Linked DNA regions of Homo sapiens: region 2 is linked to region 1. A link is an interaction called in ENCODE POLR2A ChIA-PET data of the cell type or tissue named here. Cell type or tissue: CD4-positive, alpha-beta T cell. All regions are shown on one strand. Links, peaks and the distances in the headings refer to the core of each region. The heading gives the core; the rest is flanking DNA.

What was found. ChIA-PET counts read pairs that join two places held together with the same protein. Peaks named below come from ENCODE experiments on the same cell type or tissue, not always from the same donor. Only the 100,000 strongest peaks of a DNase experiment are listed, where the experiment ranks them.
Region 2: POLR2A ChIA-PET joins it to region 1 with 5 read pairs; 2 of 35 experiments call an interaction of 5 or more read pairs at or near these places.

Annotation. Positions count from the first base shown.
Region 1 is chr6:90,151,717-90,164,427 of GRCh38, forward strand. The region is part of intron 4 of BACH2 (BACH transcriptional regulator 2); the gene reads right to left. Among named protein-coding and RNA genes, the nearest start is that of BACH2, 140 kb to the right of the region's middle. RefSeq lists enhancers at 4,720-4,864, 4,898-6,097 and a cis regulatory region at 4,792. In CD4-positive, alpha-beta T cell, for the core only: no CTCF peak of the experiment used is centred there; a DNase peak (open chromatin) is centred at 5,335; H3K27ac peaks cover 1,039 bases.
Region 2 is chr6:89,954,221-89,966,931 of GRCh38, forward strand. All of the region lies in intron 6 of BACH2 (BACH transcriptional regulator 2), which reads right to left. Among named protein-coding and RNA genes, the nearest start is that of GJA10, 66 kb to the left of the region's middle. In CD4-positive, alpha-beta T cell, for the core only: no CTCF peak of the experiment used is centred there; no DNase peak of the experiment used is centred there.

The sequences.
Region 1 (12,711 bases), core at 3,384-8,383:
GGACACCAACAGAAGGCATACTCCTAAATCTGTAGTGTCCCAACTCCAACTTCCTTATGGCTTTTCAGTTTTAAACAAATACTTGAGTCATCTTGTATTTCTTAAGTGCAAATTTTCCCTATGTCTTTATAGTTCAGACAGAGAATTCAACTATCAGCCAATCTTGGTGAATGAATTCTTTTACGATTTGTTAATTACTTTGTCCTTTTTTCTGCTAAAAGCCTACATTGAATTACTTCAACTTTGCCTCAAAAGAGGACTAACAAATTGCTGAATATAATTTGCACTTTAAACAATAAAGCTATTAATGGCATTTTAGCAAGAACACCCATTATTTTCTCTGCAGCAATAAATCAGCATTTCATCTGTTATAAATTGCTTGGTCAGCTTCAAATGGCTTTAGAATAAATCTCTTTCTCCTTTCTGCCTCTGCTGTCCATGACAAAGAAAGGAGGCAGAAGGTAACCCTGTGTTCTGCATTCCCGGGCATATAATTTTCATGCTGCACGACTCTATAATTTATTTCTAGCGATAAGCATCTTGTAGTGCTACACTGGCTGCATGCTCACACATGTTCAAATGCACACAGAAAGACACAGGTAACTCTTCAGCAGTAATGCTGAAATAAAGAGGCTTCCAGGTGAAGGGCTCAGTGACTGTGTATGGTAAAATTTTGATGCCAACTGCATATTTTAGTAATAGGGCAGCTGTAAATATAAACACAAATGTTCTAATAATCAGACTATTTTTCAGCCCCACCTCCAAAATATGGGTAAATTCCACAGGATGATTAGATAAGGCACAGGGTTATCTTGTTAATATTAGGCTATTGTACATTCACATTTCTGAGAAATATACTTAATAAGTTTTACTTTTTAAAAATCATTTTCATTGAAAGTCTTGAATGTAGCATAGCATCACAAAGTAGGTGCCTAATAAATATTTAAGTGAATGAGTTAACAGAAGAATGCCTTTCATTTAGTCTGCTTAATGCTTAAGTCACGTTATTTAGTGTTATTCATTCATCACAACTAAATACTAATATGTCATCTATATTTACTACAAGCTAGTCCCTCTTCTCTAGTTTATAATTTGCTGATACTTGGGGGTTATGTTTACTGTCAGTTATAGCGCTAACATTTCAAACATAAGGAGGACTTTGTGAATATTACTATGGATAATGGTGATTAGCTGCTTTTGGCATCCTAGGCAGAGTGAGAGAAAACAGACTTAAGCTACAGCATGAGGGATTCAAGTTAGATAAGAAAGAAAGCGTTCTCGTATCAAATCTAATTAAGCACCAGAGTAGATGAATGAAGGGAGCTATGAAACATTCTTTCTTGGAAGTTTTTAAAAATAAGACGAAATCTCATCAGTACATATATCATTAAGTATGCTCCTCCATGAAGATAAGGAGGAATTGGTTCTAATATTCTGTGAAAGGCAAGTATATTTATTAAGGTTATATCTAAAAATATAATTTTCAGAGTATGGCCATTTCATGTAAAGTACTGGTATCAATTCATAGTCAAGATCATGAATCACACGCCCAAGTGGTGACTTATAGTTCTTTCATTTACTAGGTGACTCTGGGCAAGTCACTGTATATCTAAGATCCAGATTCTTTTCCTAAATAAGAGTAATCCTGCTTCTAAATACTACTCCTCAAAATAAATTAAATCAGACCTTGTTGGGTAAGTTATATTCTGAATAAATAAGCAGTAGAAAATCTGATTCCTTCAATTTCAAGTCATTTCAATACTATATTCTCAGTTAATGTCCTGAAACAAATAATCTATATATAAATAAGAGTTTTTCTTTTTATCACACTAGTAACAATTAGAAAAGAAACACTAACAGATAAATTTTAGATTGTGGCAATTAAGTGAATAGCAATCTGATAGCTATAGGATTTACCTTCAAAATCCAGGCACATTCATGTATTTATACCAATCTCTCTCCATGCTAATATTCTTACAGAGGAATTTTATTAAAACATGGCTGAATCTATCATTTCAGTATTCCCAGGCACAAGGCAGTGAGGAAATAAAACACTCCTTCTATGTTATGGAACCTAGAGAAAATAATTCTTTCCTAACCAGTGGGGTACATTTTCCTCCTTGAGGTTCGTAAGACAAATTTTGAAAAAATCATGGTGCAGACTATGTAATTTACGCTTAAAGTATTGTAACTGCTTTTGTGTTAGGATTCATATTATGAGAAAATTCACATATATTACCCTTTTACGGCTTGGTTATAGATCTATTTTGATTATGGTCATTGGAGCCTAAAACATCCACACCCTAAAAAGAACATATCATTCCAATCTCTATCTCTTTTAAAATAGGGACTTTGGGCTATAGCATGTTTTTCTCAATAGCCCAACTCCCTACTCAGAGATACTACTATAAAAGCTGTATTTTGGCTGGGAGTGAGGGAGGAAACAACCCTAGCTATTTGCAGAGTAGAATTGCAGGTTCCATTGGCAAAAAAGTGCCAGAAGTAGAGGAAATGCAGGTTACAAAGCATACAGAGGAAGAGTGACAGATGAGATGAACAAAATTGATTCATGGAGAGAATCAGATCAGGACAAAGGGTAAAAAAGTCTCAAGAGCCCAATCACGTCAAAAAGATCAATTTTTAGGAGAAGTGTAGTCAATAGTGTCTTAAAACAAAATTAGAAGTGGAAGCAATTTTGAAGGTCATTTGAAGAGTAATCTACTCCTTTTATAGATGAGAAACTGAGACCTAGAAGGAGTAGGTGACTTTCTCAAGGCCACTCTATACTAGGAGGTGACAGACATGTGCTGCACAATTCAGAATAATGAGTGGTAGGTTCAGAACCCAAAAAGTTCATAATGAGCCAGGGTAGCCCCCTTCCTCTTTAAGGGACCCTCTCTCTAAGCGCCCCAGCCTTGCTCCCAAGGAGCACTGCACCTTCTGAATCTGGTGAGTGATGGGGAACAACAGGCCAGGAAGGGAGGAAGTATATCTGCCAATGCTCAAAACGTGTTCATTCTGATGGCCCTAGTTCTAGCCTGCCTTTTGAATAGCACTGCGTTAGTCAGTACTGGACAGGAAGCACAAGTGTTACTTTGGCAGGGTCCTGTCCGTAGAAAGAGACCCACTGAGAGCCTCTTGTGTACAGCCACAGACAATGGGATAACCCACATGCTGGCCCCTCCCAGTCAGCTACCAAGGCAGACTGCGGAAAAGGGGACAAACTGGCAGGAAGAACTTGAAGCAGGCTCAACCATAAGTCAGGTTGCACAGCAGACATGAGGAGAAGGGGCACTGCAAAGGGAGAGCTAGGGATCATAAATCCAATGCTATTTGAGGCGGAGTGTCTGCGATCTGTAATTTATATGGATATAATAAGCTCCATGCCTAAGACACCGCAGCCCCAAACAACCACCACCAAAACACAAAGCACATGTTTAAAGGGGTGAATTACCCAAAACATCAGGTTTCTCCACATGGCTAGACTAAGAAGGCTGCAAAATCTATCACTGTTATGGGCTGGAAAGCCAACCAGGAGAGCCTTCTTAGGACTTCTAAAGGGAAACATTCTGGATGAACCTCTTGGTCTTGTAAGAAGGGAGGCTAGTTATGTTTAACTATAAACACATGGCAGTAGGTGTCAGCGATATGTTCCATTCGAAGACTATATAATAAACATCATTTTTGGAAAAGGAAACTAAACTAAGAATAGATAACCTGAGAATGCCATGCAAGGGCTAGAGCAACTTCCCATCCTTTTGCAAGCATTTAGCAATCAGGTTTCGCCTTTAGCTGAACTCCTTTCATTTCATGCAATATTTAATTTATACAGAGATGATTCATTTGCAATAGTAAATCATCACAACATTCTGTAAAAACAACAACAATAACAAAAGACTAGAAATATAGGAGGCCTACAACAAGCACCTAATTTAAAACTGCAGCCTCTTCCTATCCCCAAATTGGCCCTCCTCTTTCCTGCTCTGTTTTTAAATTTTTTTCCTAGCAATTACCACCTTCTAACTTACTATAATTTGCTTGTTTATTGCTTATTTTCTGTTTTCCTCCAATAGAATAGAAGCTCTAAGAGGGCAGCAATTTGTGTCTGTTTTGTTCACAGACACATCCCATGCATTGAGAACAATGCCTGGCACAAGCAGGTGTGCAAAAATGCTGGCCGACTAAAAAAAGTCATGGATGGGTTGTCAATATTGCATAAAGTCCTATTCTCAGATGACAATTGAGGTGGCCTCATCACTAACTACAAGAGATTTTTTTTCCCCAATGGAAATCACCAAAGTTTTAAAAAAGATTGGAATTCCAAGGTTAGTGAGGGAGTTCCGCTATCTGATGAAGCAGTGACTCACCTGAAAAGTTCCAGGGGACCTAATCCCAATGTGCATGGGGCCCAACCTCCTGACCAGCCTTGCATATCTGAAGGTGGGGAGGGAAACTGAGGTAGGTATCGAGTGGTGTAAAAAAAACGCTTCACAAGAGTTTTTCTTTATAGCCTTACAATTTTAATACTTTTGTATAGCACTTCCCAGGCATAAGCAACACTTCCACTGCATCTTACTCTACTTTCATAACAACCCCTGTAGGCAGTAAGAATTATATTCTGAATCTTGGAGAGTGTGCTACTTGCCCAGGGTGGTTGGCCAAAGTGGGACTGTTCCTATTTTGGTTTAAGAATGCAAGTTTTTGGGTTACAAATTCAGTCCTTTTTCTACATGGCATGGCCAAAAATAACATTCTCAAAGATGGGTTACTTAGCTGCCCCACTCTCATGGTTTACTTCAGGGGAGCATTGTACAAAAATGGGTGATTGTCTAGTTTTCATTGCCAATATGCTGGGAAATAAAGAAAATAATGAGAGAACACCAAAGTTTCTACTACCAAACAAGTAGGCATTTCAGGTGGTCTTTACTTAGGGCCTTGCATTTCTTAGGCTAAGTTGTGTTATATTGAGCTGAGGTGGAGGACTATGAAAAAGAAAGGCAGCAGATTTCACAGGGACCATTCAAAGCCCTGCAGGAACAACAACAACAAAAATGCTATGAAACAACACGGAGTAACTCTTGCATAAAAATGGAGAAAAGTAGGGTCTAAAATACATGCACCAAAACCCAAAAAAGACATGGAATACATGACCCAGGCGGCCCTGAAAATCTCATCCTCACACAAAGAAGAACTGTGCAGCATCCAGAGAGAAGAAGGGATGGTAGCTGGGGAGATGAGACCTTTGGAGAATTAACTACCAAAGGGGATGAATCAGCTCACGTCTGACAACACCTACAGATTCTGTCAAACCTGCCGCACTCTTCAAGAGCTTCAAGGCTCACAAACAGGAAATTGCTGGGTATGACTTAACCTGACTCTCAACCTCCTTAGAGAAGAGCTTGCCCCAAAAAGGTATGAACAAAGTGCAGAGCCAAAGGGCAAGAGGTGAAGAAGAATACGAGCTCACATTCCAGGTGTGGGGCATTTAGTGGAAGGAAACACTTTTCGAAACATATGAGTTATTTGGGATTTAGCATTGGGCTCAATGCCAATCAACATATTCACTTGGTAGACCAACACTTCACAGAAATGAGAAAAGAGAAAACAATTACAAAGGAACTCTAAGGGCACAAAAATTTGTGAAGAAGTGAGATTGGGTTGTTAATTTATTCATTCACTCATGATATTCTGCATCAGATTATTTTCAGAAGCAAAAAACTTTGAATTGACCTAAACAGTAAGTAAATTTATTATTTTACACGACAGAGTTGCCTGGAAGTAAAGCCAACCCAGGACTGGTTTAGCCCACAGCTCACTGATATCCTCGAGGGCCTGGGTTCTTTCCATCTTTCGGTCCTATTTTGTAGGTTCCAGGGAAACCCATACCGCTGTGCATGAGCCAAGCTGATGACCAGATCTTGTATATCTAACAACAAATTCACCCACTGGATCAGGAACTGGGGCTGGGACCAGCTGCCCGAGCAGATGGCCGCTTAGAGGAGAGGAAATACTCCAACCAAATCAGGGTTGCACCAGCTAGAAAGGGGCTAATGGCCATTGAGTGAGCCCCTGGAGATATCCACGATGGTCATTTGAAAGGTATTCATTGAGCACCTACTATATGTCCACTCCTGTACTGATCACTAGAAACACAGAGACCAGGAACTGCCTGCACATAGACAATAATGAGGAAGGCAGACATTAATGAAATAATTATACAAATAAAGATAAAATTGCAACTGTATTAAGTGCGATGTTGGAAAGGTATGTGGTGTCATGAGAGCGTTAACTGAGGGGGAGGTGATGCCTCTCTGATGAAGGGATATGGAGCTGCTGGGGAAGGGGCATGGAGAAACATTTCAGACAAAGGGAGCACAAGCAGTGGCCAAGTAGAAGGATGGGGTATGGCACATTCAAAAACTGTCCCCAGATGGAAGACAGTGAGGGTGAGCTTGGAGTAAGACGGAGCTAAAGAGGTAGGCAGGAGCCAGTCCATATGAGTTGTATACAACAGAAGATAAGATTAACAAACATCTTTTTAAATTTTAAAAATATTAGACCATTTGTTCACATAAAGTTTTACACAAACAAAAGCTCTAAAATGCCTTGGTGCACAATGTAGTGTGACTATCAAATGGCCATTCCCCTTCCTTGCAAAATGCATACTTCTAGCCATTTCACTTACACTATCTCATCGAGAAGAAAGGCAGGTGTGGGAGGCAAGGCACAGGTAGACCCAGGAGCGGGGTTGAAAGATGAAGCCACACAGTCATAACTGATTGGGACAGGAAGAAAATAATTAAAGAGGCCAAGCTAGGAAAGGGACATCAGGAAGAGCGTGGCTTTGAGACAGGGTTGAACAGGATCAGGGGCCTGGGCAGGGGCTTCATGATGTGTAGTAAGTAACGAGAGACGGGTGGTTGAGCTGGGGGATGGGAAAAGACCCAGGAGCACAGGGCAGAGTCCAGAATTTACTTCCCTCTCCTATTCTAGGGAGGTAACGATATGGAGATGGCAGAACTCAGTCTCCCTCTGTGTCTTCTTTTGGTGGGGGGGGGGCACTTACTCACATAGCAAGAGGTTACACAAAACTATTCAAGGGAAAGTGCCACAAAGTCCTCTCTCAGCAAATGAAAATATGCTTCAGAAATAAACAACACTGCCACTCCCTCATGGGGCTGAAAAATATCATCTCTTAATTTGATTTCTTAGCACTAATAAACTACATCATAATCTCTCAATAGCTGAGTATAAATGGTCGAATTAACCATCTTCTGCCCTTCAAATACTTAATTTCCATGGTGACTAATTATGCATTTCTTTTACCACATGGATGGGCAAGTAACTAAATGGGCTCTATCTTCTAAAGCAGACATTTAACGTGTGACAAAGTCCTCTCAGATAAACTTGTCTCTTTTGAAATGAGATAACTAATTACTGGGTAAGACAGCAGAATCGTTTCCCTACTGGGAAATCAACTACGTGGTCTAGTAGAATGAAAGGCACGGACCATGGCAAATCAGGTCTGCAAAAACAGTAAACAAAACAAGCCAACAGAACAATTAACACATGTGGAAAAAGCCAAATACAGTATCCACTGCACAGCTGATTTGATTTTAAGACAACTGAATATGTGTTTCAGAAAGAAAGGGAAAAGAGTGAAAATATATGGAAGTATAAGAAAAGAAACAAAACATCCTAAAAGTAAAATAAGGCAACTAAAGGCAAAGGAAAACTTTTATATACGCAGACCTCATAGACTACACAAATCCCTTTGTCTGCATTCTCTAGAGAATTAAGAAATGGTCACTATACATATATTTTATTGCTCAGGAAGGAAGTCCACATCTCTTCCAGAATTCTAACTATTAAATACACAAAGCATTGAGCCATGCAGATAATTCTCTTTTCAAAATAGGGACATAACCTATTTTCTCTAGATCAGATGTAGCTGGCTAACTGAGAGCCCATAGCTATTGTGGTAACCAGGAGAAAAGGAAATGGATGATTAAAGTAAATCTAATTCAATAAGCTAGTGACATTGTACTGTACAAAACTGGGGATGGGAAAGAGGCGGATACAGGCCAAAGGAGGAATAGTGCTTATTTTGTTCCTTTTGAATTTTATCAAATTGTGTATATATTTGTGACTTTTACCCTAAGGAGCATAAAAAACTGACAATAAAAGATTATCTGAATGGAACATTGGTTTTTGGTAAGTGTCAAGCACAAAAGGAATCATAATTTTTTTCAACGAGCTTTCAAAGTATGTATGCTCTTGACATCTGCTGATAAGCTGCAGTTTCCTCCTAAAAACTTAAAGCTTCTCTAAATTCAACATAAGCTTGCTTTCAGTATCTGCAAAATATATGTGGATAAAATTGAAGTTTTCAAAAGGGAGTTACCATAGAAACACACAACTCCCTAAAAGAGCAGTCCATCATCTCTTAAGGGGAACCGTCATCACAGACATGTATTCAGTATCTCTCTGTGCACGTGAGGCCTTAGACAATACACAAAGGACAGTCAGCACTTGCACACTGGACAAATACAGAAATTAGATAAGCCAAGTCCTTACTCTAAGTAAGCAAGGCGGGGATGAGGCCCTTTGTGTATGTGCATGTGTGGGCTGTAGGGGACAGGAATCATGTGAGCTGGATCCTGTGATGCAGCTAAAATGCAGCCATCATAACATTTATTTAAAACACAATTCTATAACAATCTGGCCAGTGCACACAGTTATCACTATGGACTGTTTTCTGTGAATTCTTTTAAAATGAGGATCTAAGTACTAGAAGCAGCACGTACAAAAATAGTTTTATTTTTACTAGCAGAGTAGACTCAAGCTAAAAATAAACTAAATGGGAATTTTGTACTGCAGACTTTTCAAAAACAGTGTCTGTATACCTAAGACAAACACCACCTCTTAATTAGAAATTTCTGTAAAGCATTCCAAAAAGGCCACACTATTTTCAGTCAGACTATATGGTTCTTCAGACTTGGTTTCTCTTGAGACAAAAGAACCCCATGGAGACGACATCTAAGTTGGAGTCTTCACTTAAACCACTTATGGTCTTTATGAAAGGATTTTTGGGCCAGGCACGGTGGCTCATGCCTGTAATCCCAGCACTTTGGGAGGCCGAGGCCGGTGGATCACGAGGTCAGGAGATAAAGACCATCCTGGCCAACATGGTGAAACCCCATCTTTACTAAAATACAAAAATTAGCTGGGCGTGGTGGCGTGCGCTTGTAGTACCAGCTACTCTGGAGGCTGAGGCAGAGGAATTGCTTGAACCCGGGAGGCGGAGCTTGCAGTGAGCCGAGATCGGGCCACTGCACTCCAGCCTGGCGACAGAGCGAGACTCCGTCTCAAAAAAAAAAAAAAAAAAGGATTTTTGCCCTTAAAGAAGCCAAATCATTACACAGCCCTTTTACAATGGGACAGATCTAACTGGAAGGAAAAAAAAGATATACTTTTAGGCACTGTGCCCCAAAAAACTCAGCAATTAAAGTTTGGGATTAAAAAAAGTTAAAGCTATCTAAACTGAGGTTTGTATAGAAATGTGATTATTTTTGCAGGTGTATTATCTGTGATTGGTACTAATGATTTGCAAATCATATTAATGACCATAATAATGATATTTTTTCTAATGAAACACAGCACTTTACAAACATTAAGTATTTAATCCCTGTTAGGTAAATTACAGCTACTCTTAACCACATCTTACAAATGGTAATACTGATATCACTATTCATGATTTGCCCCAAATCACAGATGACTAACATCAGAATTTATTTTAAATAAATATAAACAATAAAGTACACATGTGCTTATTTGCATGTGTGAGTATACAAAGCATCATGATTAGGCATAGTTAAGCAACTGATTAGAAAGTCATTCAAGGTCTCACTTAAAAACCAATCAAGTTAAATCTAGGTAATACAGGCCTAGTACCATCAGTTGGCATTATTCTGGGGAAAAAAAATATCAGAATGCTTAGCAACTCAGAATGCTTAACATCCTACCTTTCCACTGCAACCTGTAACAGACAACGGCCAGTGGCCCACAATGCCAGTGCCAACCACAGACAGGATGGATGGCTCTGGAACCATTAGAAGGCACCATTCAAATAGACAATGGTACCAACCAGCGTCTCGATGGTGGTTATAGGTCTGAAAATGTGTACTAAAAGAAGCGGAACCTCTGGCCGATGAATTTATTTGGATTTCATGGCTATTAGTACTCTGACTTCCACATAACCTTTGAGATTCAGACTGAGCAGGAGTTCCTCAGAGAAGCTTCTCTGAGCCCTGAGCCGGACCCAACAATGCTGCTCCAGAGAATGTCTTCAGACTCCACCCCAGAGCTTCTTCACGATTTTTGGACACTGGCTTTCTTGAAAGCTTCCCAATAGGATCAAACTTCTTAAGGGCAGGAGCCATACTGTCTTGTGCCTGGACAATGTTTATAAATTGATGGAGCTTTATAAATGTTGAATAAGTCAATGAGCATAGGACTAAATTTATTTAAATTACTAGTGCTCTCATCTATCAGAAAATTTGTTCTTTCGGTGAATATATAATTAAAATGGTGTGGGTTAAAAGAAAGTTCCTGATTATCACAAAAAATTCAGAGACCAGGGCCAGGTGTGGTGGCTTATGCCTGTAATCCTAGCGCTTTGGGAGGCCAAGGCAGGAGGACTGCTTGAGCTCAGGAGTTCAAGACCAGTCTGGGCAACATAGTGAGACCTTGCTGCTACAAAAAATTTTTTAAAAATTAGCTGGGCGTGGTGGCACACACCTGTGGTCCCAGCTACTTGGGAGTCTGAGGTGGGAGGATCACTTGAGCTCAGGAGGTTGGGGCTGCCGTGAGCTGTGATCATGCCACTACATTCCAGTCTGGTCACGAGAGCAAGAACCCTGTTTCAAAAAATAAAAAATAAAATAAAAACAAAAAATTCAGACACCAGAGATTTGTCTACTAATATGCATTTTAATTTTCTAAGGACAAGCAAGCAAAGAATGATCATGATTTTCTGAATTTAAAATCCAGGGGTGAAGGAACTACCCAGACATCTCTGATGCTGCCCATTCTTTTATCTTGAAGGAACACTGCTCTGGGCATGACAGATGAGGATTAAGTAATTACGCTACACACTCTGGCGTGTGTCTCCGAAATCTGCAAACACATCTAGTGCTCTGAAAGCGGACTTGTAGTTGGTTTTTTAAAGATGATAAAGAGAACTTTGCTACTCAAATAAAAATAACTGATATGGCCTTCAAATTTTCCTAAGTTCCCGAAAAGCTTATTTTTCCTAAGTGTACCCATCTCAGATAAAGGCAGAAATCACCCCTCTCTCAATACAGTCAACTTCTCTAAAGATGATGCATACAAACACACCAGACTTTGGCAGAATTCTCTAGCGGAGATTTAAAAGAAAATATCTCGTGGCAGTAGAGAGTCACATGAAGACTTCCAACAGCTCAGACATTCTCCTTCTACACAAAAGGGGAAAGGCCCTCTCTGTAGCAATTGTTTGATAAACAGACCACAGTGGCGTTTTTTTACTTCTCCTCTGATATAAGTGAAAATAAGTCCTTGGTACTATGTATGGAAGGCAGGTAAAAACAATGAAGTGATAAGTATTTACAACACAGATTTAATTTATCTACACCAAAATTTTAAAGATTTTCTGCTTTAAGTAGAGTTATCCTGCTTAACATCCTGCCCCACTAATTTTTATTTGAATTTGGAAAAAAGTCAAATGTGGACCCCTAAGAGTACATTCATCTTTTCAGAAGCAGCTAAGCCCTGATTTTTCAAAAAGCATTAATCTAGACTATTTTATAAAATTATAAAATTGATTTAAAAATATTTTAAATCAAGACTAAAGGTAGATGATATCTTCATTGTAAAAAGAAAAAGATACTATACATTCCCATCCTGTGAAATTACAGCCAAATTTTATCCATTCAGGATACTTTGGGAATGAGGCGTTCTATACAGCTTAGTTTCCCAGAGAGCTGAAGGGCTCCAAAATTTTCTTAAAATAGAAATATTTCTAAAATGTACCATATATCTGTGCTTCCACGATCACAGTCTAAGACACATAATATACTTTTTCCTTAATAACTTATAATTGAAGACACCAGCTCATGTGTACAAATTGAATGTAGATCAAAATGTGCTAGGTAATTTGGTCACAGATAAGAATTTATGTACTGTGATGCCCACAAGAGAAAGCAGGAAAGATCTAAAATTGACACCCTAACATCACAATTAAAAGAACTAGAGAAGCAAGAGCAATCACATTCAAAAGCTAGCAGAAGGCAAGAAATAACTAAGATCAGAGCAGAACTGAAGGAAACAGAGACACAAAAAACCTTCAAAAAATCAATGAATCCAGGAGCTGGTTTTTTGAAAAGATCAACAACATTGATAGACTGCTAGCAAGACTAATAAAGAAGAAAAGAGAGAAGAATCAAATAGATGCAATAAAAAATGATAAAGGGGATATCACCACTGATCCCACAGAAATACAAACTACCATCAGAAAATACTACAAACATCTCTACGCAAAAAACTTGAAAATCTAGAAGAAATGGATAAATTCCTCGACACAGACACCCTCCCAAGACTAAACCAGGAACAAGTTGAATCTCTGAATAGACCAATAACAGGTTCTGAAATTGAGGCAATAATTAATAGCTT
Region 2 (12,711 bases), core at 4,416-9,415, 200 kb before region 1:
TTTTGGCAAAGGTGCTCACTATATGGGAAATGTAGGAAACTAATTTCAATGCTATTTATACTGTTCACACAGTTTTTCTTTTTTTTTTTATTATTATTATGCTTTAAGTTTTAGGGTACATGTGCATAATGTGCAGGTTACATATGTACACATGTGTCATGCTGGTGTGCTGCACCCATTAACTAGTCATTTAGCATTAGGTATATCTCCTAATGCTATCCCTCCCCCCTCCCCCCACCCCACAACAGTCCCCAGAGTGTTCACACAGTTTTTCTCATACTCCCATCCTTATCACCATTTTTTTTTTTTTTGATGCTGTAGGTCTAAGTAAGTCTTACCACTATCTTCCACTGTGGCCTCTTGTAAAGAAAATTTCTAAAGAAGCCAGGGACATCCATGGGGATCTGTAGATCAGGAAGCAGTACTGGGAGTCACCCTCTGCCACATGGCTGCAAGGAGCTGGAGAAAGCATCTCCGCTCAGGGACGAGCTGATGCTTAAATGTATGAATTGGACCAAGGAGGTGAATGAGCAAAGTCTCCACATCACAAATCAATGGCACTCCTTAGATCACTGAGGCTTAGGAAACTTCCTGAGCTTGAAATGATCGTCATATGGTCATGAAAGAGTCATAGATAAAAAATCTGGTTTGTAAACTGTCACTTAAGCCCAAGGGCAGAGGAAATGGTGTCCTCACCATGAAAGTTCAAGAGCTCATAACTAGCTCTTCTCCCATTCTGGTTTCAGTCCTGCTTTGTCATATTTAAGTCTGCAAGATTTTGCTCAGCTTCTGTGTGTGAGGCTTTGTTTGGTGAGCCAGAATGACCATTTACCAAGTATCTCCTAGTGCCCAGCACTGTGCTCTTGTAACACCCTGCAAGGCAGGCATGACTGCCCTTATTCTGTAGATAAGGAAACTATGAAGCAGGGAGGTGAAGGAGTTTATCCATGGTCAGTGCTAGTCAGTGGAGAGCTAGGATTCCAAACCAAGTCCAGTCTGTTTCTTCTTCTGTGCTAGTGGTGTGAGGGAAGGATATGTGTAGGACTCAGGCCTGTGCTCAAGAGATCTAAGATTTAGCTTTGTAGAAGAGGTACAAATGATGAAAAGTTAACTAAGTAACAATGTAAGCAAGTCAACAATGGAAAAGCCATTGCAAGATTATATGAGTAGTTGTCAACTGAGAAATCCAGACAAGTTCAGGATAGGAGACTACTGAGGCTGAGGGGACTAGCAAGGGGGCCCCTTGAACACTTTTATCAGCACGCCTTGAGTGTCTGCTCTAGGTCAAGGGTTGCTTTGATACGATGGCTACTTTCGGAACTGTCACAAGGGTCCCTCCCAGGAACCCATCTCTGGTCTACTTTCGGCAGTGGTAATCGCTCCAGATACACAAAACAGAAAGCAAGTGCCCATCACACCTGCCAGCAAGTGTTACAACAGGCAGAGGCTTTCTAAATACTGGCTTAGCCTCCATCTTGAGAAGGTGGCACTGTCTACCCATTTTTAGGGACCATTTAAATTCATTCATTATACTCAGAAGGCAAATATTCAGGTACCAGTGAAAAGCTGTATGTTCATGAAACTGTGACCACAAGTCTGCATTGTTACTTACTTTTTGTTCTTAACAAATAAGGCTCTAATAATGGGAAAAAATAAGAGGGGGGTGGGAGGTGGAGAATTACACGCAAAACTAACAACTCATAAAATGGTATTTTAAAAAGTAATGATCATAAAGTTAAAATGGAATGAAGTGGCTATAAATAGAAGAATAGTTCCAACTCACTGATGTTAATGGAGTTGCATCCCTCTGCTCTAAGCAGACCCATCTAGACTAAAATCCACTGGTCAGCAGTGGCCTCAAGGTATGAGAAACAAATGCAAAATATGGTGTTAGGGACAACTTGGGATAACAGTCTTGCATTTTGAATGAAAATATTTTGAATGCCTCATTTCGAAGAACATTTTTTCATTGCACTTAAATATGTAACTACCTGGTCTCATACTGTGCAATACTCATTCTGATACAGATGAGATGGGATCACACATTGGGGCCAGAATACAGTGTGCCATGTGGGGGCGAGACCTCGGAGAAGGCAGAAAGTTAACCCTCCAACCTCCCACAGACTGCTTCCTAGGAGGTGATGACCTCAGCTAGCAGTTGGCACATAGTTGGTTCAACCCTGAAAGAAATAAGGCCAGGGTACCGTGTCCGATGGTGCAAGTCAACATGCTGACAATGTGTTGAAATTTGACCCACTGTAACTATGACCCTTAATCCTTCATTACATTGGATTCTAACATATCATCTCTCTGCTGAAAGGAAGATGGGCTGATGAAAACTCAATTTGTAGAGAAAGTTTGGGCACTGTTTGCAAAGCTGGGGAGCTCAGTGTTTTGGGGAGCTCAGTGTTTTGGGGAGCTCAGTGTTTCATGAGACATCCATTTTGCTGCAGGACAGAGTTTATGAGGATACTTACAACAGTTCCATCTCTGGACTATGATAGGGATGAGGCAGTCAGCCTTCAGGCATTTATTGAAAATAGGGTTTGAGGATTTTTGAGACTTGGAACATCATTCTCTATATAAGCTACATGACTAAGGTGTCTCCAGTTGGTTTTGGCAGTATATACACATGGCTGTAGCATTGAGCCCATCTGCAGAAGGCTGATCAGATGAATCCGGAGGACAGGTGACTGCTCCCTGGGAGAGGGCTGGCACGCTTCTCAAGGTCCCTTAATCACAACTTCACAAAAAAGGGAAACTTACATCTTCAGCAACACCATGTACACTTTCCTGATGAAGCTGAATCTCTTACACACTGCAGGAACCAGGAAGATAAAGGTAATGAACCCCTGCCCAAGGGCTTTTTAAAACGCTAGACCACTGACAACCCCTCTGGGTTGTATTTGCACAGCAAGGCACTTGTCAAATGATGAAAGCAATGCTGGTGACAATTAACTCTCCCTTCCCACTCTCTTACTGCACTGCAACCCACTCTGCAGGATGAAAACTGACTTAGTGATCAGGCATCACTCCTCATCTTAATTTTCTATAATTCATATCCACATTATCACATTCTTCTTCCAAAGCAGCATGCTAGACATTTAGAAAGTATTTGTCAAATTAATTCACCTTACTATTTCAACAAAGCTTCTGGTTATTTTAGTATTAATTTTTATTTTATCTATTTTTACAGACAGGGTCTCCCTATGTTGCCCAGGCTTGTCTTGAACTCCTGGGCTCAAGGGATCCTCCTGCCTCAGCCTCCCAAAGTACTAGAATTACAGGTGTAAGCCACCACATCTGGCCTCGTATTAATTTTATTTATTTATTTACTGACAGGGTCTCATACTGGTTGTCCAGGCTGGAGTGCAGTGGCATGATCTTGCCACTTACTGCAGCCTCAACCTTTGGGGCTCAGGTGATTCTCCCAACTCAGCCTCTTGAATAGCTGGGACTATCGGCATATACCACTATGCCCAGCTAATTTTTGTATTTTTAGTAGAGACGGGGTTTCACTATGTTGCCCAGGTGGTCTCAAACTCCTGGACTCAAGCAATCCGTCTATTTTGACCTCCCAAAGTATTGGGATTACAAGTGTTAGCCATTGTGCCTGGGCAATTTTATTATGAATTTTAGATAGAGCTTATTTTGTGTTCTATTCCTAAGGTAATAATATAAAAACTAAATCAACATTGAAATTGATTTATACATATATCATTTCATATGGTGGTTCTTTTAGCTAAAGAAAATCATTATTTGTCTTAGTGAATATGTCTTAAAACATAAACGGAGTGTCTTTTCTCTCCTGTGCAGGTTTGAACTTGGATCTGCAGCCATAATGTAAAAATCCTTCCCCTATTTGTAAGTTTTACTCCTGAGACTCTATCTGATCATTCAGTCACTTATAATTTTTTTGTTTACTAATTTTATTTTATTTTTTAGAGATGAGGTCTCACTATGTTGTCCAGGCTGGCCTCGAACTCCTGGGCTCAAGCCATTTTCCTGCCTCAGCCTCTCAAAGTGCTGGGATTACAGGCATGAGCCACTGTGTCCATCCATACTCATTTTTTCATTCTCCAACGATGTGCTAGGCACTCACTGTGTACTATGCAAGGTCTGGGGACTCCACTTTCTTGGATTCAAGTCTCAGCTCTGCTGTCTACCAGCTGTGTCACTTGGGCTGGTTACTTAACCTTTCTGTGCTTTAGTTTCTCTATGCTTTAGTTTCTACAACTGTAAGACAGGGATACTGACAGTGCCTGCCTTATAGTAAAACCTTTGGAACAGGACCTGGCATTAAGTAACAACCAGTATTATTGCTGTTGCTACAAATATGAATAAAACACCACCTTTTTCTCCAAGGAGCTAACAAGTGACTGGGGAGACAGATGTTCAATATAAATGTTTACAGTGTCACCTGAGTACGTAACAGAGGTATTTGCAGGATGCTGGGAGGACAGGGCTGGAGCAGTAACTGCTAAGGGAATTAGTGTAAGGCTACTTAGAGGAGGTAACACTTGCCAAGTGTTGAGGGCTGAGTTGAAGTTCTTCAGAATAAGTAAAAGAAAGGCATGTCTCACTCCCTCATCATCTTCCGGCTTTTCCTCAAACGCCATTTCCTCACTGAGACCTTTCCTGGTCCTCTATTCACAATTGCCCTCCCCTACCACAAAACCAGAACTGGCTAGATGGTTTGCAGGGCCTAGTGCAAAATGAAAATGTTAGCCTCTTGTTCAGAGATTAAGAATTTCAAGTGACAAGAGAACATTAAACAAAGTGCAGGACCCCTCTGAGCATGGGGCCCTGTGCAATTAGTTGCACAGGTTTTATGCTCATGAAGCTGGCCCTGTCAATAACACATGCATGCACAAGTGCACACACACACACACACACACACACACACACACACACACACACACACACAGTTACCTATTCCCTGCAGTTGAAATGGACTCCCTGATTTGAGGAGGGGGTGATGGCATCCCAGGGTGGAGGTCAAACAGTAGACCACCATTTGACTTCAACTTTGGGCTGAAAAACATGGTCAGCCCACCAAGGTACTTTTTGATTAGTAAAAAAAGGAAAATCATGTAGGCTCAGTGAGCAAAGGCCTGACTCGAATCCCCATGATAGAGAGTCATGACTTGAATCAGTTAACAGACTCAGACTCCCTGCAATTATTCTCAGGAATTCTTGAGGACAGACCCTACCATAACCCACATTTTTGCTATGATTTCTCCTGTCACAGGGTTTTCCGAAATGTACTTGTAGTTTTTTCCTAAATCATGACTCAATACAAACTTTTTAAATTAAAAAACACCTAAAAAAATTATTCAGAAACTGTTGAGGCCAGAACCAAAACTATTATCACTCTCTCTGTGCGTGTGTATCTCTGTAACACTACTTTAATACAACTTAACTACCTTAATACAAACATAACCGGAAAACTGAAATAGTCCTTACCAACTACTAATTTTGACTTCTATTATTTGACTGAATTTTAGTTTGATGTTGTAAACTCATATGTTGGTTATTTACTATTGTCTCTCGGACTCACATCCACTTTTCTCATATTTCCCTCTTGCTGAGGCTGGGAGTTCAAAAACTCTTGTTTCCTAGGCTCTTTTGCTGGTTAACTTATTATCGGACCTGCCAACAGGTGCACAGGTGGGTGAGCTCAGAAGGTGGGAGGCATGAAGACGCTGTGGCTCCTTCTGTCTCTTGCTCTGTTTATCTTTCCTTTCTTGGCGGTGTGTTCTGGAAGTGGCTGCATCCCTGACTCTGTGGTGGAGTGTCCGGAAGGGGCTGTCTGCCCCACAGCTGCAGCTCCCGAGGCACCCGCCCCTCCACCATGCTCACAGGTCCCTTTCATCCCCTCCAGCCCTAGGAGTGGTAGATACTTTCTGCGGTCATTAATCATTAGGTTAGCTCTCCTTCCCTTTTCTGTTCTTCCAGTTTTCCAACACCTGTGTAACCAATTTCCTGTTTTATAGCCCCTCTATTTGAAACACCTGGCATGGTTTCTAGTTCCCTGACTTAACAATCCAATTTACAGACAAGGAGGCCAAGGCCCAGAAAGGTGAAGGGATTTACCCAAAGTCACAGGGCTGCCTGGCCAGGGCTAAACTCATGTCTTCCGACCGCAGAGTTCAACTCTCATGCTCCCTTTCTACCTGTTGCTGTTTCTCTGAAGTGAACTAGGAAAGAAATGCTATTTCATATGGAAACATGTTATTGTAAATTTTATTACTCTCTCTAAAATATTGTTTTATATAGCTCTATCCAAAGAAGTCTGGCCAATTGGATGCAGTACATCTTTTGGTATGCAGAAGGTGAATCTCATAATTGGTTCTATTTTTCCAGTGTCTGCATTCCTCCTGAAGGATGAAGATAACTGCTGTGTCCCTTTCCTGCTCAATGAAACTCTGCAAATCCTACGAAGCCCTTTTACCACATGGGGATTTGGTAAATTATCAGGCCTAGCTAAGTATTGGTCCTTAGAATCTAGAAGACAAAGCAGAAATGCCCTTCTGGCGGGGTGCCACATGGCACCAGAGCTTTGTTCCACAGTGGAATGGCAGTCGGATGAAGCTGATGTCTAGGGGGAGCGTTACGTGTCCCCTCTCTGTGATAGTCGGCTCAGAATGGTTATGGGGCTATATAATGGCTGAAACTGCCCCTTAGGTATTTCTTTGGTTGTTTCAAGGTTGATGGGAACAGGAGAAGGTCCCAAAAGCAAACATTCCATATTGTCTTTCCTGAGAACTGGCGACACCTTGGGTATGTGGAACCTTCGTTTCAACTGGGTGGTTTTGCCCATCTCATCTCACCTCCTTCATATGTGGCGCTCATAATTTTCCCATTCAGGTATAGATGGTTATATTTCCTAGGTTAGTGACAGGCAAAAGTCATATATGATACAGATACAAGGAACTATATTCATATTTACCCTAAAAGCATACGGTGAAAACAGAAAATCTCCCTTCTGAAAGATTATAAAATGAAGTTCACAGAATAATTTTTAAAAATCCAATTTCAATATAAGTGTAGGTCTTAAAATAGATATGAAATAGTAGTAATGTTTCACGTTTTTCAGTGTAAAATAAAAGTGAAAAGCATCCCACTCACTGGTAATGAAGTAGTAAAACCTGCATCAAGGTTTATGGTTTCATTCGAAAAACTGCCTCCAAAAGAAAATTATTTTTAAAAAGAAGATTTAGAAAAAATTACCTAATTTCCATTTTAAATGACCCTCTTCCCATTCCAGAAACCAGTGATTTTCCTAGGCGAGAATTTCTTGACTCAAGGTCTGGTTTCACCCTCTCAACCCCTCTAGTCATTTCAAACCAACTATGAACCACTTGATCTTCAACCAGAAAATACAAAACATTTTTGAAGGCTTCCAGTGATGAGAAGTTTGGCCCCTCATTAGCACCTTCTAATGGTTCTTCATGTTAAGTTTCAGGAATGGAAGTTTTGGCTTAGTCAGTTATGAGTTCTTACACCTTTCTTGTTACTCTCCTCTGAACCACACTGCCTGCGACTACACCCCTGGCAGATATCTGGATTGAATAAATGCTCCAATCATTGGTACAGAGGACACACTATCACCTCTCTCTGTCTATATCCTATTTTCTAGAAATGCTCAGATTTCACTGTCACTTATTATTTACAATTAACATCTCTGAGCTTATTTCCTCCCAGTATCTATTGATAAGCCATGTGTCCATTTTAACCTTGCAAAATCAAATTTTTGACCCAAGAGTGTGTACTTGTCTAGATACTCAGAAATCATTCCTATTATAAAAACTACTATTCAGTCAAATTTTTAAAGATCCACTTTCTTCTCTTTGTTTTGCAAATTACGATGCAATTTCTGATCTCTAGTCTTTTGACACTTTCCTTAGCTCCACAGTCCCTGAAAGATTTTGACCATAGCAAGTTGTATCATAATCATATTATTCCCCCTGCAGTTTGGGGGCTTTACTTCATCCAGTCTGGGAGCTTAGCATTTTCTTTTTGTTCATCTACCTAGGGCTTCCTTTCCCTTTTCCAAGTTTTTTCTCACTTTTCAGTCTTATGGTCATTCATTCAGTCATTCTCCTTGATGCACAATATAAAATTAACTCTGGGCTTTTTGCCATCCTCAGTACTACACAGTCAGCCCCAATGAGCAGCTGTTGGTTCCCTCATCTTTACGCTCCAAAGAGAACCACAAATTCATTTTTGTTTTCTGTGGTCCTCTTCGAAAGGTCTCCACTCATTTTGGGCTTGAGTTTTCTTGAACGCCTTATTTGTGGTTCCATACATGTTCCCATAGTTGTTCGTGTTTTTCCAGTGTTTAAAATAAAACTCTGAATGAAACACAACTGCTGGCACAATTTACCCTCCTTTTTCAAGAAAAGGGTCCTCATGTGAACTTTGTTTTGGACACTTCTAGCCCTCCTGAATCATCTTTCCCCACAGATGCATAATTTCTACCTTTTTCTTGTTAACATAAAAATCTGTTTAAAAATGTCTTGAACCCAAAATTATAAAACTCTAGAAGAAAACATGGGGGAAAAGCTTCATGTCATTGGACTTGGTAATGAGTTCTTGGATATGACACCAAAAGCACAAGAAACAAAAGCAAAAATGAACAAATGGGACTATATCAAACTTAAAATCTGATTCTATCAAAGGATACAATCAAAGTAAAAAGGCAACTCATGGAATGGGAGGGAATATTTGTAAATCATATACCTAGTAAAGGGTTGATATATAAAGAACCCCTATGTAAAGAACTCTCATTTAAAGAACTCCTACAACTCCCAACAGCAAAATATAAAATAACCCAACTAAAAGTAGGCAAAGGACTTGAATAGACGTTTCTCCAAAGACATACAAATAGCCAACAAACATATGAAAAGATGCTCAACGTCACTAATTAACAGAGAAATAAAAATTAAAACTACAATGAGATCTCACCTTACACCCACTGGGATGACTACTACCAAAAAAACAGAGTAACAAGTGTCAGCGAGGCCGTGGAGAAATTGAAATCCTTGTGCACTGTTTTATTTTTTATTTTTCTTGTTTGTTTTTGTTTTTAAGACAGGGTCTCACTCTCACCCAGGCTGGAGGGCAGTGGCATGATCATAGTTCACTGCAGGCTCAACTTCCCAGGCTCAAGTGCTCCTCCCATCTCAGTTTCCCAAGTAGCTGGGACAGGAGGCACATACCGTCATGCCCGGTTAATTTCTTATTTTTGTAGAGACAGAGTCTTGCCATGTTGCCCAGGCTGGTCTTGAACTCCTGGGCTCAAGTGATTCTCCTGCCTCGTTCTCCCAAAGTGCAGGAATGACAGGTGTGAGTCACTGCATTTGGCCCTTGTGCATTGTTGAAGAGATTGCAAAATAGTGCAGCTGCTATGGAAAACAGTATGAAGGTTCCTTAAAAAATTACAAATAGAACTACCATATGATCCAGCAAACCCAGTTTGGGGGATATTTTCAAAAGAATCCAAAGCAGGGTCTTAAAGAGGTGTTTGTACACTCATGTTCACAGCAGCATTATTCACAATAGCCAAGAAGTGAAAGCAACCCAAATTTCCATTCATGAGTGACTGGATCAACAAAATGTGGTAGATACATACAATGGACTCTCAGCCTTAAAAGGAAGAAAATCCTGTCACGTGTTCTAACATGGATGAACCTTGAGGACATTACGCTAAGTGAATTAAACTAATCATAAAAAGAAACTTCTGTGTGATTCCACTTATATGAGGCATTGAAAAGTAGTCACATTCTCACATGGACACAGGAAGGTGAATATCACACTCTGGGGACTGTTGTGGGGTGGGAGGAGTGGGGAGGGATAGCATCGGGAGATATACCTAATGCTAGATGACGAGTTAGTGGGTGCAGCGCACCAGCATGGCACATGCATACATATGTAACTAACCTGCACAATGTGCACACGTACCCTAAAACTTAAAGTATAATTAAAAAAAAAAAAAAAAAGAAAAGTAGTCACATTCATAGAAACAGAAAGTGGAATGGCGTTTATCAGGGGCTGGGGGAAGAAAAAGAGGGGGAGTTGTTTAATGAGTACAGAGTTTTGGATTTTCCAAGATGAAAAAACTTTGGAGATCTGTTTCACAACAATGTGAATACTTAAGAGTATTGAACTTATTTAACACTACTGAACTGTACACATAAACATGTATGGTAAATTTTATGTTATTTTTTTTAAAATCACAATAAAAAAGGTCTTGAAATATTTTGGACCGTACAAAATCTTCTTTGACTTCATGTTCTTTAAGATGATACTGCCGCTTTCTTCTAAAGATCTTCTCATGTGTACTCTTATTAATTCCTTTTAGCCAGATTACGACCCGAATAGCAGTTCTACCTTTGCATCTTCTACTTTCTGGAAGGTGGAATTGCCAATGTGGCAAATCAATAACCACTCAGGTATTCAACTACTGGTCGAGGAGAATTCTGGTAGCTATTTGACCTAATTCTGTACATGGGAATAGGAACATGGAACCTTTAATTGTCCTGACAATAGGACCCATAAACTCCTACAATATCAATTTTGCTCCTCTCTCTTCTAATCTCCTAGTGCTCTTCAGAGGGCCCCTGCCCTATGTTTCTAGATTTGCTTACAGACCTTATTAGATGTAATTCTTTTTTTTTTGAGATGGAGTCTCACTCTGTCACCCAGGCTGCAATGTAGTGGCACAATCTCGGCTAACTGCAGCCTCCGCCTCCAGGTTCAAGCGATTCTCGTGCCTCAACCTCCCAAGTAGCTGGGATTACAGGCGTGTGCCACCACACCTGGCTAATTTTTTTGTATTTTTAGTAGAGAAGGGGTTTCGCCATGTTGGTCAGGCTAGTCTCGAACTCCTGACCTCAAGTAATCCACCCGCCTGGGCCTTCTGAAGTGCTGGGATTACAGGCATAAGCCACAGTGACTGGCCTAGATATACTTTTGGCTCTGCTTGTCTTTCCAGTGGTTACATTTTTATTTTGAATATGGAATTCCTTCCCATAGCCATATTTCACTGTGATGTCCTTCTGCTTACCAGGTTACTTGGGTTCTCTGAGAAATTCTATTTATCACTGTGGCAATAATCTCCAAGTCCATTTTTACATTACTCCTGCTTCAACCATGAATAGACATTGGAGACTGTAACTTCTTGATTTATCCCATGATTTACCAAATATTTTACTTTCCTACCAATATCAAACTTGCTGGGTTCTGACCTAATTGGTATTATGAGTTAAGCAAGATATTCTTCTCTCTTCCTCCCCACTCCATCACTTTCAATTGAAAGCATGTGCCTTGTACACCCTAGAGTCTCAATAACTATTAGTTGAACTAAACCGAGCTAGCCCTAGTACTGCCCACTTGGGCAAGCAATTTGAATCCCTCTTTCACATGACAATCCATCACATATTTGAAGACATCTGTCATACCTGGTTAGGGAATTTTTTCTTCAAGAACTGAAGTCATATTTTCCACCTGAAATCAGAACTGAAGAACTGACAGATCACACGTCTCTTATGGAAAATATTATTTTCTTCTTGCCTCTGGAAGCAAGTAGCTTGACACACCACTAATCCTCCAATAGCCTTGAGAACCCAGGTGCTACCAGGGGAGGCCCACTGGTCTTTAGCAGGGAAAGCAATCTGACCTTGATACCTGCTGTCATTTGTCCCTTTCATTTGCAAAATAGGAATAAATAGGGACAAGCTGAAGACATGTAGGTAGTTAATATACTTGAAAGGCTTTTGAGAGAAAAGTACTAAAAATTCTGAAGATGTATGTATCAGCTTCTCAAGCAGAGCCCTTTCCTTGGCAATAGAAATGGTGTTACTGTGGCTTACAGAAGGAATAAAGCTACAGAGTATGCCTTATCAGCATGGTTGATACAGCAGCAATGATAGTATTTCTACAGTCTTTAGTCTCTTTCATCTAAGTCCTTTACCAACCATCATGTAACAAGCTGAGATATGCTGACTGGGCTACTCAAAGCTGTACAGTAAGCTGGGATAAAAATCATACATGGAAACCAGACTTTTTGCCAAAGGGACGATACACTTCTGATTTCTCCTCCCTTCTTGTGCTTCTGCAATGGGCTCTGCCAATGGAGAACAGTTAATGCTGATGCAATGCAGGCACCATCTGTGCTCTGTGAGGATTTAAACAGCAGCCATTAACACAAAACCCCATATGTGAATTGGACAATGGCTGCCCTGAAGCTACAGGACTCTCAGATAGAACATACCACTCTGTAGCTTTTAGGGATGCAGAAATTGTTATGATCCAACACCCACGCCCCTGAATAAGAGCATGAAGTCAGGTTTGTCAGTCACCCACTTCCCCTCCCTGCTTCTTAACTGAGTTTGAATCTTTTCTATATGTTATTCCTGTCTGTCAAGGGAGGAAATGAAACGGGAGCCGATACCATCTATCAGCACAGCCATGGGTGCCATTTTTACCTGAAGCCATTGGGTTCTTGTCCTGAAGCTTCCCCCAGGACACCAGGGTTCCAGGCATATAAATGACATTGACAGTGACTGGGTGCAAGCCTTTGCTGGGAAGAGCAGTGTGTCCAGGACTTCAGGTTGCTGGGGCATGAAGGCAGGGTCCTATTTATTTTTAATTTTTGTAGAGTTAGGGGTCTCACTCTGTTGCTCAGGCTGGTCATGAACTTCTGGG